Linked DNA regions of Homo sapiens: region 1 is linked to region 2. A link is a contact called in ENCODE Hi-C or POLR2A ChIA-PET data. All regions are on one chromosome and are shown on one strand. Each heading gives the region's core, a stretch centred on a gene start or an enhancer-like site at or near the end of the contact. The rest is flanking DNA. Distances are from core to core; before and after follow the strand shown. Region 1 holds the start of LOC124904635 (a long non-coding RNA gene). Region 2 holds the start of RAB11B (RAB11B, member RAS oncogene family).

Region 1 (6,862 bases), core at 1,745-4,244, 1.4 Mb before region 2:
TGAGTTGGGTAGGATGGAGACTAGCAGGAAGGAAGTCAATTATCAGTCAGATCATATGGGGCCATGAGAACAACTAAACATTTTGGGTTTTACTATGAGTGCAATGCAAAGTCATAGAAGGGTCTGAGCTACTGGAGCAATATTATCTGATATATATTTTAAGAATATCTGTCTGTCATTTGTACAACTCTTGGGAATCAAAGGTAGAATCAGGGAGCGTAATTGGAAAGTTAAGGCAATAATCCCGATGAGAAGAAAGTGGTTTGGAAAGTTGGTAGCAGGGGAGAACAGAGGGGTTGTGGCATGGTCTGAGGCTAAAGTGAAGGTAGATCCAAGAGCTATCTGCTGATGGATTTTCTTTCTTTTTTTTTCCTTTTTTTTAGAGACAGTCTCACTCTGTCACCCAGACTGGTGTGCAATGGCACAATCATAGCTCACCGCAGCATGGAACTCCTGGACTCAGGTGATTCTTCCACCTCAGCCTCCTCAGTAGCTGGGACTACAGGCGCCCACCACCACAGTCAGCTATTTTTTTTTCTTTTTGTAGAGATGGGATGTCACTATGTTGCCCAAGCTTGGCTCTAACTCCTGGCCTCAATCGATCCTCCTGCCGTGGGCTCCCAAAGTGTGGGATTATAGGCATGAGTTACCAAGCTTGTAACCGCCTAACTGCCTAGAGCTGATTTACCAATACAGGAAATTGCAATAAAGAAAGAGTTTCATTCATGCAGAGCCAGCTAGCCGTACAGGAGACCAAAATTTTACTATTATTCAGATCAGTCTCCCTGAAAACTCTGGGATCAGGGGGTTTGTTTGTTTGTTTTGAGACAGAGTTTCGCTCTTGTCACCCAAGCTAGAGTGTAATGGCGCCACCTCAGCTCACTGTAACCTCTTCCTCCTGGGTTTAAGAGATTCTCCTGCCTCAGCCTCCCGAGTAGCTGGGATTACAGGTGGCCGCCACCACGCCTGGCTAATTTTTCTATTTGTTTTTTTTAGTAGAGACGGGGTTTCACCATGTTGGCCAGGCTGGTCTTGAACTCCTGACCTCAGGTGATCCACCTGCCTTGGCCTCCCAATGTGCTGGGATTACAGGCGTGATCCACCGCACCTGGCCTGAGATCGTGGTTTTTAAGGATAATTTGAGATAATTTTAAGGATAATAGGGGGTCTGAAAGTGGGAAGTGCTGATTGGTTGAGTCTGAGATGAAATCACAGGGAGTGGAACCTGTCCTGTTGCTCTGAGTCAGTTCCTGGGTGGGAACCACAAGACCAGATGAGCCGGTTTATCCATCTAGGTGGCCTCAACTTGTGCACTGAAACACAGGGTCTGCAAAATATCTCAAGCACTGATTCTAGGTTTTACGATAGTGATTTTATCCCCAGGAGCAATTTGGGGAGGTCCAGAATATTGCACCCACCAGCTGCATGACTCCTAAACCATAATTCCTTATCTGTGGCTAATGTGTTAGTCCTGCAAAGGCAGTCTAGTCTCCAGGGAAAAGGAGGTTTGTTTTGGGAAAGCATTATTGTTGTTTTTGTTTCAAAGTTAAACTATAAACTAAGTTCATCCCAAACTTAGTTTGGCCTATGTCCAGGAATGAACAAGGACAGTGTGGAGGTTAGAAGCAAGATGCAGTTAGTTTGGTCAGATCTCTTTCCCTGTAATCAGTTTCTCAGTTATAATTTTTGCAAAGGTGGTTTCAAGCCCAGTACCCAGGGCTCGTAAGAAAGACATTCAGCTAGGCGCGGTGGCTCACGCCTGTAATCCCAGCACTTTGGGAGACCGAGGCGGGTGGATCACGAGGTGAGCAGATCGAGACCATCCTGGCTAACACAGTGAAACCCCGTCTCTACTAAAAACAAAACACAAAAGATTAGCTGGGCGTGGTGGCAGGTGCATGTAGTCCCAGCTACTCGGGAGGCTCAGGCAGGAGAATCGCTTGAACCTGGGAGGCGGAGGTTGCAGTGAGCCGATATCGCGCCACTGCACTCCAGCCTGGGTGACAGAGTGAGACTCCGTCTCAAAAAAAAAAAAAAAAAGACATTCAGGTCGTGCGCGGTGGCTCACCCCTGTAATCCCAGCACTTTGGGAGGCTGAGACGGGCAGATCACATGAGGTCAGGAGTTTGAGACCAGCCTGGCCAACATGGTGAAACTCCATCTCTACTAAAAATAAAAAATTAGCCAGGTGTGGTGGCATGCACCTGTAATCCCAGCTACTCGGGAGGCTGAGGAAGGAGAATCACTTGAACCCGGAGGTGGAGGTTGCAGTGAGCCGAGATCGCGCCACTGCACTCCAGCCTGGGCAACAGAGTGAGACTCAGCTTCAAAAAAAAAAAAAAAAAAAAGAAAGAAAAAAGAAAGACATTCAATTAAGCTTCTTCCTTTTCCCACAGACTCTAGAGTTTAACGTCTTCAGTGGGAATCAGCATGGACGTTCAGAACAGTCCCTCCTTAAACACAAAGACATTTCCTACCTCATACCTCATAATCACATGATAGAAGGGGTGAGAAAGTCTCCACGGCCAATCCCATACAGGGGTGTTCAAGAATACAGTTATGGGTTGTTAGTTTTTGTTTCTGGTTGGGCCTGCAAAGCCTCTTCCTCATCCCTCTTTTCCACTTATCACTAGAAACAGAAACTAAAAACCATGGCTTCAGGCTGCTACAAGTCTAAAACAAAACAAAACAAGACAACAACAACAAAATAAGGCGACTTGGACAAACTTGCTAGTAAATCCATTAACGAAGGCCCCGCCCTCATGATCTAATCACCTCCCTAAGGCCTCATATCCTAATTTCATCACTTCTGCGGTTAGGATTTAAGCATTTGGCTTTGCGGAGTGGTGGTGTGGAGGCAGGACACACACAACATACAACCTTCAGACCATAGTGAGGTAGGAGACTGGGTAGGACTTACTTTGTTTCCTGGTCCCAACAGGATAAAGTGAAGAAGCCACCGGGAACCAGCAGATGGCACCAAAAGCCATCTCTAGTTGCTCTCCTTGCTTGTTAGGGTAAGACACTCCTACCAGAGCCATGACAGTTGATAAGTACCATGGCAACAACATGAAAGTTACCATTCACTTCCACAACAATCACCTGGAAGTTATAGCCTCCTTTCTAGAAAGTTCTGCATGGCACACCCCTTAATTTGCATGTAATTAAAAGTGAGTATAACTATAGCTAGCCAACAGCACAAAATGCTGATTCTGGGCACACTGCATAGGTTTTAGCTGTACTCTGGAAAAAGCAACTCTGAGTGAATGAAAGATCCTTGTGTAGCACCACCAGTTGAATTCTTTCCTGGGTGAATCCCCAATGATGGCACTTACCTGCATCAGTAGCACACTTCTATTTCCTTAGGCACCTGCTTATAAGCTAAAACTGCCTGCTTGCCAAAAGGATATAAGAATTTTTATTTTTCATTTGGATAAAGGCAATTAGTTAACACAAATGGCCACCCCAATTACCAAACTTAGGATGAACTTCAACAACATTGTTAACACAGTCATTGTGTTGTGAATTCTTTTTTTTTTTTTTTTTTTTTTTTTTTTTGAGACAGAGTCTTGCTCTGTTGCCCAGGCTGGAGTGCACTGGCGAGATCTCGGCTCACTGCAACCTCCACCTCCTGGGTTCAAGCGATTCTCCTGCCTTAGTCTCCCAAGTAGCTGGGACTCAACACACCCAGCTAATTCTTTTGTATTTTTAATAGACACAGGGTTTCACCATGTAGCCAGGCTGGTCCTGACCTCCTGAATTCAGGTGATCCATCCACCTCAGCCTCCCAAAGTGCTGGGATTACAGGCATGAAAACCAGCACACCTGGCCCACCTGTGCACTGTTAGTGAGACTATAAAACGGTGCAGCAGCTATGAAAACCAGTATGGCAGTGGTTCAAAAAATTAAAATTGGTATTATCACATGGTCTAGCAATCCCACTTCTGGGTATATATCTAAAAGAATGGAAAACAGGCTCTCAAAAAGATATTTGACCACCCACGTTTATAGCAGCATTATTCATAATGGCCAAGAACACACCTCATTCATAAGGGTGTATTTTGGGGCTTTCTATTCTATTTATTGGTTTAATTTATTTACCACTACACCAATATTACTGTCTTTTTTTTTGCGACGGAGTCTCGCTCTGTCGCCCAGGCTGGAGTGCAGTGGCACGATCTCTGCTCACTGCAAGCTCCACCTCCCGGGTTCATGCCATTCTCCTGCCTCAGCCTCCTGAGTAGCTGGGACCACAGGTGCCTGCCACCACGCCCGGCTATTTTTTGTATTTTTAGTAGAGACGGGGTTTCACCGTGTCAGCCAGGATGGTCTCGATCTCCTGACCTGGTGAACCGCCCGCCTCGGCCTCCCAAAGTGTTGGGATTACAGGCGTAAGCCACCGTGCCCGACCCTGTCTTTCTATTTCTTAATGTCTGTAGGGTAAGTGCCAACAGTTCTTCAGGAGTATTTTGTACCTCCACATACATACATTTTATTATAAGTAGATCAGGTTCCTCATCAAACATGTTATTTTGACTGAAAACTTGTTAACTTTCTATATTAAGTAAGAAGAATTCAAGTCTTTATATTGAAACTTCTAATCCATCAACAAGGAAGGTCTATCCATTGATCTAGGTCATCTTTGATTTCTTTCAATAGTAGTTTACAAATTTCTCGGAAGAGATATTGCATACTTTTTTGTTGTATTTATTTCTACTTATTTTATTGCTGTTGTAATATTGCTGTTAAAAGAGACAAGTCGGCCGGGTGCGGTGCCTCACGCCTGTAATCCCAGCACTTTGGGATGCCGAGGCCAGCGGAATACCTGAGGTCAGGAGTTCCAGACCGGCCTTGCCAACGTGGCGAAGCCCCGTCTCTACTAAAAACATACAAAAATTAGCTGGGCGTGGTGGCATGCGCCTGTAATCCCAGCTACTCAGGGGCCTGAGGCAGGAGAATCGCTTGAACCAGGGAGGTGGAGGTTGCAGCAAGCCAAGATCAAGCCACTGCATTCCAGCCTGGGCGACAGAGCAAGACTCCGTCAAAAAAAAAAAAAAAAAAAAAAAAAGAGAGAGACAAGACAATTATCTTTGCATATTGAGTTTTTAGCCACTATTCTTGCTAACCCGCACATTATGTGTAACAATTTAGATTCTTTTGGATCTCCCACTTAGACAATTATGTTGTCTGTAAATAATGGCAGAAAAGAAATGTAGATAATGTTTCTTCCAATTTCTTTTTCAGACAGGGCCTTCCTCTGTCGCCCCAGCTGGAGTGCAATGTTGCCATCTCAGCTCACTACAACCTCTGCCTCCGGGCTCAAGTGATCCTCCTGTGTCAGTCTCCGAAGTAGCTGGGACTATAGACATGCATCACCATGCCTGGCTAATTTTTGTATTTTTTAAAATTGAGACAGGGTTTTGCCATCTTGCCCAGGCTGGTCTCAAACTCCTGAACTCAAAGCGATCTTCCTTCCAAAGTGTTAGGATCTCAGGCGTGAGCCGCGCGTGGCCGTAACTACAATGCTTGATAGAATTCGTGAGAGTGGGCATCGTTGCTGTACTCCTGAGCTTAGAACAGTTTTCAGTATTTCACTACAATGTTAGCTGTAGATTTTTTTACATGCTCTTTATCAGTTTGTTGAGAGATGTTGAGAATGGGCCCGGTGCGGTGGTTCATACCTGCAATCTCAGCTCTTTGGGACGCCAAAGAGGGAAGATCGCTTGAGCTCAGGAGTTCGCGACCAGCCTGGGCAATATAGTGTGACCTCCCATCTCCACGAAAAATTTAAAAATTAGCCTGCTGTGGTGTCACGAGCCTGTAGTTCCAGCTACTGTTGAATTTGAGGGAAGATCGCTTGAGCCCAGGGATTGGAGGTTTCCGTGAGCCGTGATCGAGCCACTGCACTCCAGCCTGTGCGACAGAGGAAGACCCTGACCTATAAAAACGCAAACAAAGTAGTGAAGAGAGATGTATCAGTTATCTACTGCCGTATAACAAACCACCAGGAAACAGCGCATCCTCGTACAAGCCGCATGAATGCAGAGGAAAGCGAGCAGAGGCATTTCGAGGTCCCGCCCAACAGACTCCCTCCATCGTGGTCCCGCCCCCACCCCAAGCCGCCGCCGGGTTCTGCCCCCACGGTGCCCAGTGAAGCCGGAGGGACGGGGTCCAACCGTTGTCGGCTGCGCGGAAACTGGGACTTCTCCCCAGGGTCGTGGAGGACGCGGCCGCCGACCCTCCCACCGCCTCACGCCTCGGAGACCGGGTCCAGAGCCCTCAGCCGCTTCCGAGCCCCGAGAGGGGAATCAGAAGTGCGCGTGATCAGAGCGGCACCCCCTTCCCAGGAACCGCAGCTGAACCAACGGTTTCCCCTGCACCAGCCTTTGCGACCAGGTGGGGCTTCAGGTGCGGCTTCGCCACGTGGAGGCAGGAAGACCCGGGCAGGGACTCGGTGAGGGGGAGACGGGGGTGGGGTCTTGGTGACCGAGAGACGGGGGCGGAGACTTGGTGAGGGGAGACGGAGGCGGGGACTCGGTGAGAGGATTGACGGGGGCGGGGACTCGGTGAGGGAGAGACAGGGGCGGGAATCGGTGAGGGGAGACGGAGGCGGGGAATCGGTGAGGGGAGAGACGGGGGCGGGGACTCGGTGACGGGGAGACGGGGGCGGGAATCGGTGAGGGGACGACGGGGGCGGGGACTCGGTGAGGGAAGAGAAGAGGGCGGGACTCGGTGAGGGGGAGACGGGGGCGGGGACTTGGTGAGCGGACGACGGGGGCGGGGACTCGGTGAGGGGAGAGAAGAGGGACTAGGTGAGGGGGAGACAGGGACTCGATGACAGACAGGGCAGGGTCTCGGTGAG
Region 2 (6,677 bases), core at 2,712-5,211:
AGGTGGGCATGGTGGTAGGCACCTGTAATCCCAGCTACTCAGGAGGCTGAGGCAGGAGAATCATTTGAACCCAGGAGGCGGAGGTTGCAGTGAGCTGACACTAAGCCACTGCACTCCAGTCTGGGTGACAAAACAGGTGAATGGCAAAGAGGCTGAGCTGCCCAACCAGTCCCTGGCACTGGGTGCCCGATGCAGAGAGGTGGCCAGCGGGGCAGTGGCGGGCTGGTCCAGGATGCAGGCTGGGGATGAAAACTTCATTGTCTAGGACACAAGCAATCTGTTGTCTTGGGGAAATAAAGAGCCCTTGAGGACACAGCTCCGAGCATTTCCACAGAAGTTGGTGGCTTCACTGGCTGGGAAGCGACCCCCCTACCCCAGACACGCCACTTGGCTGACAGAGCAGGCAAGCCCGGTTGGCAAAAACAAAGAACTGGCACCTCTGAGAAGTCCTAGGTGCCCTGGCCTGCCCCATGACAGTGTGGTGGCCCTGGGGGCCCAGACCCTAATGCTCAGGCAGACTGAGAGACTCTTCAGGGGAATGGTGCCCCCATTCCGGCAGAGCCTGGCGGAGCCAAGCAGTGCCCCCATCCCTCCCCTGGAAGCTGGTCCTAAGCATCCTAGGCCCCAGGGACCGGCACTGGGGGCCACTCTTGTCTCAGCTCTTCTATGGGGAGGTGTACAGAGCCAGGGCACTGGAGGGACCCCCATTCTAAATGGGGAAGATGGTATGTTTGGGTCCCCAAACAGCAACTGGAACAGCAGGCCCACTGTGAGGTCTGCCCAGGCTTGAGGGCTGGGAGCTGCCTCAGGAGCCTCAGCACAGAAAGGGAAGCACCAGGCAGGCCCCTTCCCTGGGGACAGGGGCCACCTTGTCCTTGGGCAGGGGAGGGGTGGACAAGACCCAGAGGACAGGGCCTGGGGCAGCTGCGGCCCGTTTCCCCCACGACCCATGTCCTCCAGGGCCAGGTGAGCCCTGATTGGCCAGGGCCTCTAGGGTAGGGGAAGGGCTCTGAGAGGACCTCAGTGGCCCTTGGGGACACAGCTGCAACCATGGAGTACCGAGTCCATCAGAAAAGAAATCTGGGGTCCCACGGCAATTAGTGGCAGGCTATGAAAATGGCCCATGGCTAAAGGAGAAAATGTTAGGAGGATAAATGTGAGGCTCTATAATTAGGTACAAATCAACAGTGTCATTCCTGGGGGAAGGAAAGAACATTCACGAAGGAAAACAAATGGCACACGGGGCATCACCCGGGGGATCTGCTGGCCTTGGCCGCTGAAGTCAAGGGAGCCAGTGCGTGATGTGGCCACCAAAAAAAAAAAAAAAAATGCAGAGGCCAGGCACGGTGGCTCATGCCTGTAATCCCAGCACTTTGGGAGGCCGAGACAGGTGGATCACCTGAGGTCAGGAGTTCAAGATCAGCTGGCCAACATGGTGAAACCCCGTATCTACTAAAATACAAAAATTAGCCGGGTGTGGTGGGTGCTTGTAATCCCAGCTACTCGGGAGGCTGAGGCAGGAGAATCGTTTGAACCCGGGAGACGGAGGCTGCAGTGAGCCGAGATTGCGCCACTGCACTCCAGGCTGGGTGACTAGAGTAAAATTCTGTCTCAAAAAAAAAAAAAAAAAAAAAAGAAAAGAAAAAGGAAAAGAAAAATATTGAAAGAGAATAGAGGAGGTCCTCTGATGAGGCACAGCTGTGAAGGTGAGACGGCAGATGACCAGTTTGGGAAAAGCTGAACTTGTGGGTTAGATTTTTGCTACCAACTAGCTTGAGAAGGTCAGCAGGGCACCTGCTAGACTCAGTAAAAGGAGGCCAGTGTGGGGAGGGCAGCAGGGCAGGCACCGCCCCCCCCCACCCCACACCGCCTGCCCGCCAAATGCCAGATGCCGCAGAAGCTAAATCAGTGTTTCCAGGAAGCAGTCTCTGCAGACAAGTCCCGGGAACCACACAGCCTCTCCATTGCTCCTGACCCAGTAACTGTTCTGCTGGGAACGCACTTCAAGGAAATAATCTAAAGGGCAAAACCATGACTTGAGCAAGCACTCGGAGCTGGGTCATTTAACACAGCAAAAGGGCAAAAATAACAAGCAGGGGATAACCACAGAAACCTGGATGGGGCATGTGGGGAGCAACACCCCTGCCCTGGCAGTGCCACGTCTGGGTGGGTGCCCAGCCAGGACCTGGGAGCAGCTGCCTCACGGTGGGCTGAGTGGAGATGGCACCCGATCAGCAGGACCCAAAGTTTAGTCCCCCTGTCTCCAGACGGCCCCTTAGAATCCCAGTCTCCAAAACCCTTCCAAAGCTTCCTCCTGCCACGAGGGGCGAGACCTTGGGCCGGGCACCTGCTGACCACAGAGCCTCACCCACCAGTGACATTATCAACCTGTGTGCAGCTGCCAGAGCCCTCAGTGCCACAGGACGACTCTAGGCCCTTGTAGAGGCACTTCCTCTCCCTCCCCCCGGAAGGCTTTCGCCACACGGACAGCCCAGGTGGGGAGACCTCTGCCTCATTCCCCACAATCAGAAGACGCTGGATGAGACCAGACACAAGGCCCAGCTAGGCCTGGTGCAAGCCACAGAGCACACTCGGAGGAACGGCTCAGCGAGGTGAGGATACCAACAGCTGATGTGCGACGCAGGCCCTCATAGAGCAGGCCGCAGGGTGAAGGCACCTTGGATCCAGGGGTTAGCCCTCAAGGGCTGCCATTGTCAGCCAGGGAGCCCAGCAACCAGGGCAGACCACTAGGCCAAAGTGTAGCTGGGCACAGAAGGCTCAGCTGAGAAACAAGGGACTCCGGCTTCCTCCAGCTGTCCCTAAATGGGCAATGGCTGCCTGATCTACCTAGGCCTTATGTGATGCTCCTAGAGCCCCCTCAGTCCCTCGGGCGGGGAAGACCCTCCAGCAGGCTGGCTGGGGCCCCGGCCATCAGTGCGCACGTGTTGGAAGAAGTTGGTCCAACAACCCAAAGTCCCAGATGCTGGCCACAAGCCCCCTAAGACACGCTTCCTAAGTGGTAAGGCCTACAGGTGGCCTGGGCTCAATCGGGTTCCAACACTTATAAACTGTGTCTTTGTCACTCTGGGCCTCAGTTTCCCAACGTGTAAAAAGAGAGGCTGGTTAGTATCAACCTCAAAGGGCTGCAGTGAGGATTTTAGTTAATTCGGGTAAAGTGCTCAGAAAAGTGCAAGTACTGGCTTAGCACTGTTGAGAGTTCTGAGTGAAGAGATGGAATTCTTGCTGCACACACGGGTGCCTTTCCACTCAATCCCAGCTTTGCACCCCAATCCAAGGCTCCCACCACCACACACCTCACCCCCAGGCCCTCATCTCGGCCCAGCCCCCATTGCCTGCCCCGCCTCTCCCGGGCCCCACCCCCAAACACGCTGCCCCAATCAGGACAAGCCTCGTGAGAGCCCCGCCTCCGTTTGCCCAGGCCCAACCCACCTATTGGTCACGCCCATCACGCCTTAGCCCCGCCCCTAAAAACCCCGCCCCCATCCCGAATCACGCTTTCAGCCCAGCCCGGCCCGCCAAATCTTGGGAAAGCTCCACCCCCTGCGGAGGCCCCGCCCTAACAGCCTCTCCCACCGCTCCGGGCCCCACCCCCTCTAGGCTCTGGCCCCGCCCCGGCGCGTCCTAGGTCCCCCAGGTCTCTCCGGGCCTCCGGCTCCGTATAGCCGCGCATCCTAGCCCGAAGCTGATGCTGCCCGGTCGGCTCCGGCCTTCCCGGCTGCCTGACCCGCCGGGCCCCAAGCCCCGGGCTCCGGCCTGGGCCCAGCGGCCTGGAGCGCGGCCTTGGCCCGTCTGCCCGCCGCCTCGCCGCCACGACTTCGCCCGTCTGTGCCCCACCGGCCGCACCTTTGAATAGGTAGTCGTACTCGTCGTCCCGGGTCCCCATTGTCCTGGCGCTTCCGGCGGGATCGGCGACTCCGCAGCCCCACCACAAACACCCGACGGGGGCGGAGCCGGCGCCGCGCAGAGCGGCGGTTGAATGGCCTATCAGCGGCGAGTGGAGTAGCGACGGGCACCCAGCGAAGCCAATCAGAGATGGAAGTAGTGCTCTGAGGGTGGGCGCCGCTTGGTACCACCCTCCTCGCCCTCGGTGTCCTGGAGAAAGGCGGAAGGAATGCGGACCTTTTTGAAGTGACGGACGCGCCAGCCTATCAGGGGCGAGCTCAAGAGGGCGGGGCGGAAGACTGCAGGAATGAAATGGATTGACAGACCAAATAACTAATGAGAGGCTTGATTGAGAACCTACCCGACTATCAGAGGACCTGTCCGGGAAGAGAAATGGGGCTACGTCCAGGTAATGCTACGATGCTTAACGTCCCGATGACGTCATAGGTCAGCGCGCGCTGCCCTGGTCGCCCCCCAAGCCCATAAATGACCATTTCCGGGGACCTCAGCGCTGGGTCCCCTTTCTCGGTTGCAGTCTCCATCTCTATATTGGGACTCACTGGGTTATCCTTCTGTGCCTCAGTTTCCTCCTCTGTAAACTGAAGAAACCCGTCTCATGGAATCTTTTGAAAATAACCAGATCAGCCAGGCGCGGTGGCTCACGCCTGTAATTCCAGGACTTTGGGAGGCCGAGGCTGGCGGATCACGAGGTCAGGAGTTCGAGACCAGCCTGACCAACATGGTGAAACCCCGTTTCTACTAAAAATACAAAAATTAGTCGGGCGTGGTCGCTGGTGCCTGTAAACCCAGCTACTCAGGAGGTTGAGGCAGGAGAATCGCTTGAACCTGGGAGGTGGAGGTTGCAGTGAGCCGAGATTGCACCAAGTGTGAATCAACCGTCCACTTTCTGCTATTCTTTGTTAAATAAATACTTTTAAATCCTTACTGGATACCAATGCTCTCCAACAGGACCTCCTACCACTACCCCTCTTTTGTCCTATATTTTGCCACATAGGTAAAATATAAAAATAGGTAATATAGAAAATAAAACACATACTGCTGTATTGTCAGGTAGTGATAGGATTTATCACTACCTGACAATACAGTATGTGTTTGTTTTATATATTTAGGGTGTACAGCGTGTGTTTTGATACACATGTACCCAGTGAAATAATAATTATGACAGTTTTTTTTTTTTTTTTTGAGACGGAGTTTTGCTGTCGTTGCCCAGGCTGAAGTGCAATGGTGTGCTCTCGGCTCACTGCAGCCTCTGCCTCCCGGGTTCAAGCGATTCTCATGCCTCAGCCTCCCGAATAGCTGGGATTACAGGCATGCACCACCATGCTTGGCTAATTTTTTTGTATTTTTAGTAGAGACGGGGTTTCTCCATGTTGGTCAGGCTGATCTCGAACTCCTGACCTCAGGTGATTCGCCCACCTTGGCCTCCCAAAGTGCTGGGATTACAGGCATTTTCACCACACATGGCCAATTATGAGAGTTAAGCAATTAACCTATCCATTGCCTTCCATAATTAACTGTGTGTGTAGTGAGAGTATCTAAAATGTACTTTCTTGGCAAATTTTCAATATACTATGCAAAATTATTAACACAAAGTATACGTTACTTTTTGTTTGTTTGTTTTGGCTGGCTGCGGTGGCTTATGCCTAAAAACATGCCCTTTGAGGAGGCTGAGGTGGGAGGATCACTTGAGGCCAGGAGCTAGAGACCAGCCTAGGCAACATGTCAAAACCCAGTCTCTCAAAAAAAAAAAAAAAAAAAGAAAAAAAGGAAAAAAAAGAGAAAAGGAAAAAAAAGAAAAGAACAACAACAAAAATTAGCCAGATGTGGTGCATCATGCCAGGGTCCCAGATACTTGGGAGGCCAAGGCGGGAGGATCATTCGAGCCTGGGAAATCGAGGCTGCAGTGAGCCATGATCACCCCACTGCACTCCAGCTTGGGTAACAGAGCAAGACCCTGTCTCAAAAAAAAAAAAGCCTTGCTTTCCTGACCCATTGATCTGTTTGTTTTTTGTCCTCTGTCAGCAGCATATCAGCCTGATGACATCAGGGACTGTATCTGTCCCCATCATTGCTGTAAGTTCCCCACTGCTGAATAAATACGTTTATTTATTCAGTGGTGAATAATCTAAGCCTAGAGTCAATGTACTAGTTATTAGAGCAGATGCCATTATCGCCTCTTGGATCTCATTCCCAGGGTGTTCATTGGGCATCTGTCAAAAAAACAAAATTACAACACATTTAGTTTAAAGATCTTAATTGATTTTATTTGCAATTCTACAATCGGGCAACACTTCATTTCACAAAATGAAACTAATTTTCCCATGAGCTGAGCAGGTAGGTTGGTTTTACAGGCAGAAAAAGGGCCAAGTAAAGCACAAACAGAAAATAAAACGTGGAGGTCAGGTGCAGTGGCTCATGCCTGTAATCCCAGCACTTTGGAGGCCGAGGCAGGCAGATCACCCGAGGTCAGGAGTTCGAGACCAGCTTGACCAACATGATAATGATGATGAAACCCTATCTCTACTAACAATACAAAAATATTAGCCGGGCGCGGTGGCAGGTGCCTGTAATCCCAGCTACTCAGGAGGTTGAGGCAGGAGAATCACTTGAACCAGGGAGGCGGAGGTTGCAGTGAGCGAAGATCACACCATTGCACTCCAGCCTGGGAGAGCAGAGCAAAACTCCGACTCAAAAAAAAAGAAAAAAAGAAAAGAAAACTTGGATTGGTCATTTTAAAGTTTCCTTTTGGAGTC

Evidence for each region. Hi-C counts contacts between places; a loop is a spot of excess contacts on that map. ChIA-PET counts read pairs that join two places held with the same protein, here RNA polymerase II (POLR2A). Pooled maps may share reads with other maps.
Region 1: a pooled map shows a loop between it and region 2 (4-fold over the local background). The contact joins the enhancer-like site here to the promoter of RAB11B in region 2. A Hi-C loop is called at or near these places in 1 of 37 single-sample maps with no recorded cell type and 6 of 50 pooled maps. POLR2A ChIA-PET finds 5 or more read pairs at or near these places in 1 of 52 experiments (GM10248).

Annotation. Positions count from the first base shown.
Region 1 is chr19:9,792,468-9,799,329 of GRCh38, reverse strand. LOC124904635 (a long non-coding RNA gene) reads right to left here and starts at 6,268. Exons shown (of 3, transcript XR_007067134.1): 1 at 6,177-6,268; 2 at 5,682-5,938. LOC100505555 (a long non-coding RNA gene) reads left to right here and starts at 6,150. Exons shown (of 2, transcript NR_148545.1): 1 at 6,150-6,396. RefSeq lists silencers at 2,868-3,057, 6,642-6,791 and enhancers at 5,757-6,257, 6,258-6,758. Within about 2 kb of position 2,994, at least 3 of the 41 ENCODE cell types and tissues checked have a DNase peak (open chromatin) inside an H3K27ac peak, as active enhancers do.
Region 2 is chr19:8,387,644-8,394,320 of GRCh38, reverse strand. RAB11B (RAB11B, member RAS oncogene family) reads right to left here and starts at 3,961. Exons shown (of 5, transcript NM_004218.4): 1 at 3,865-3,961. The coding sequence starts at 3,904. It overlaps RAB11B-AS1 (RAB11B antisense RNA 1), which reads left to right and starts at 3,630. Exons shown (of 3, transcript NR_038237.1): 1 at 3,630-4,312. MIR4999 (microRNA 4999) reads left to right here and starts at 4,941; the gene lies at 4,941-5,031. It overlaps LOC124904632 (a long non-coding RNA gene), which reads right to left. Exons shown (of 2, transcript XR_007067128.1): 2 at 6,162-6,677. RefSeq lists silencers at 3,569-3,828, 4,048-4,329 and an enhancer at 4,099-4,298.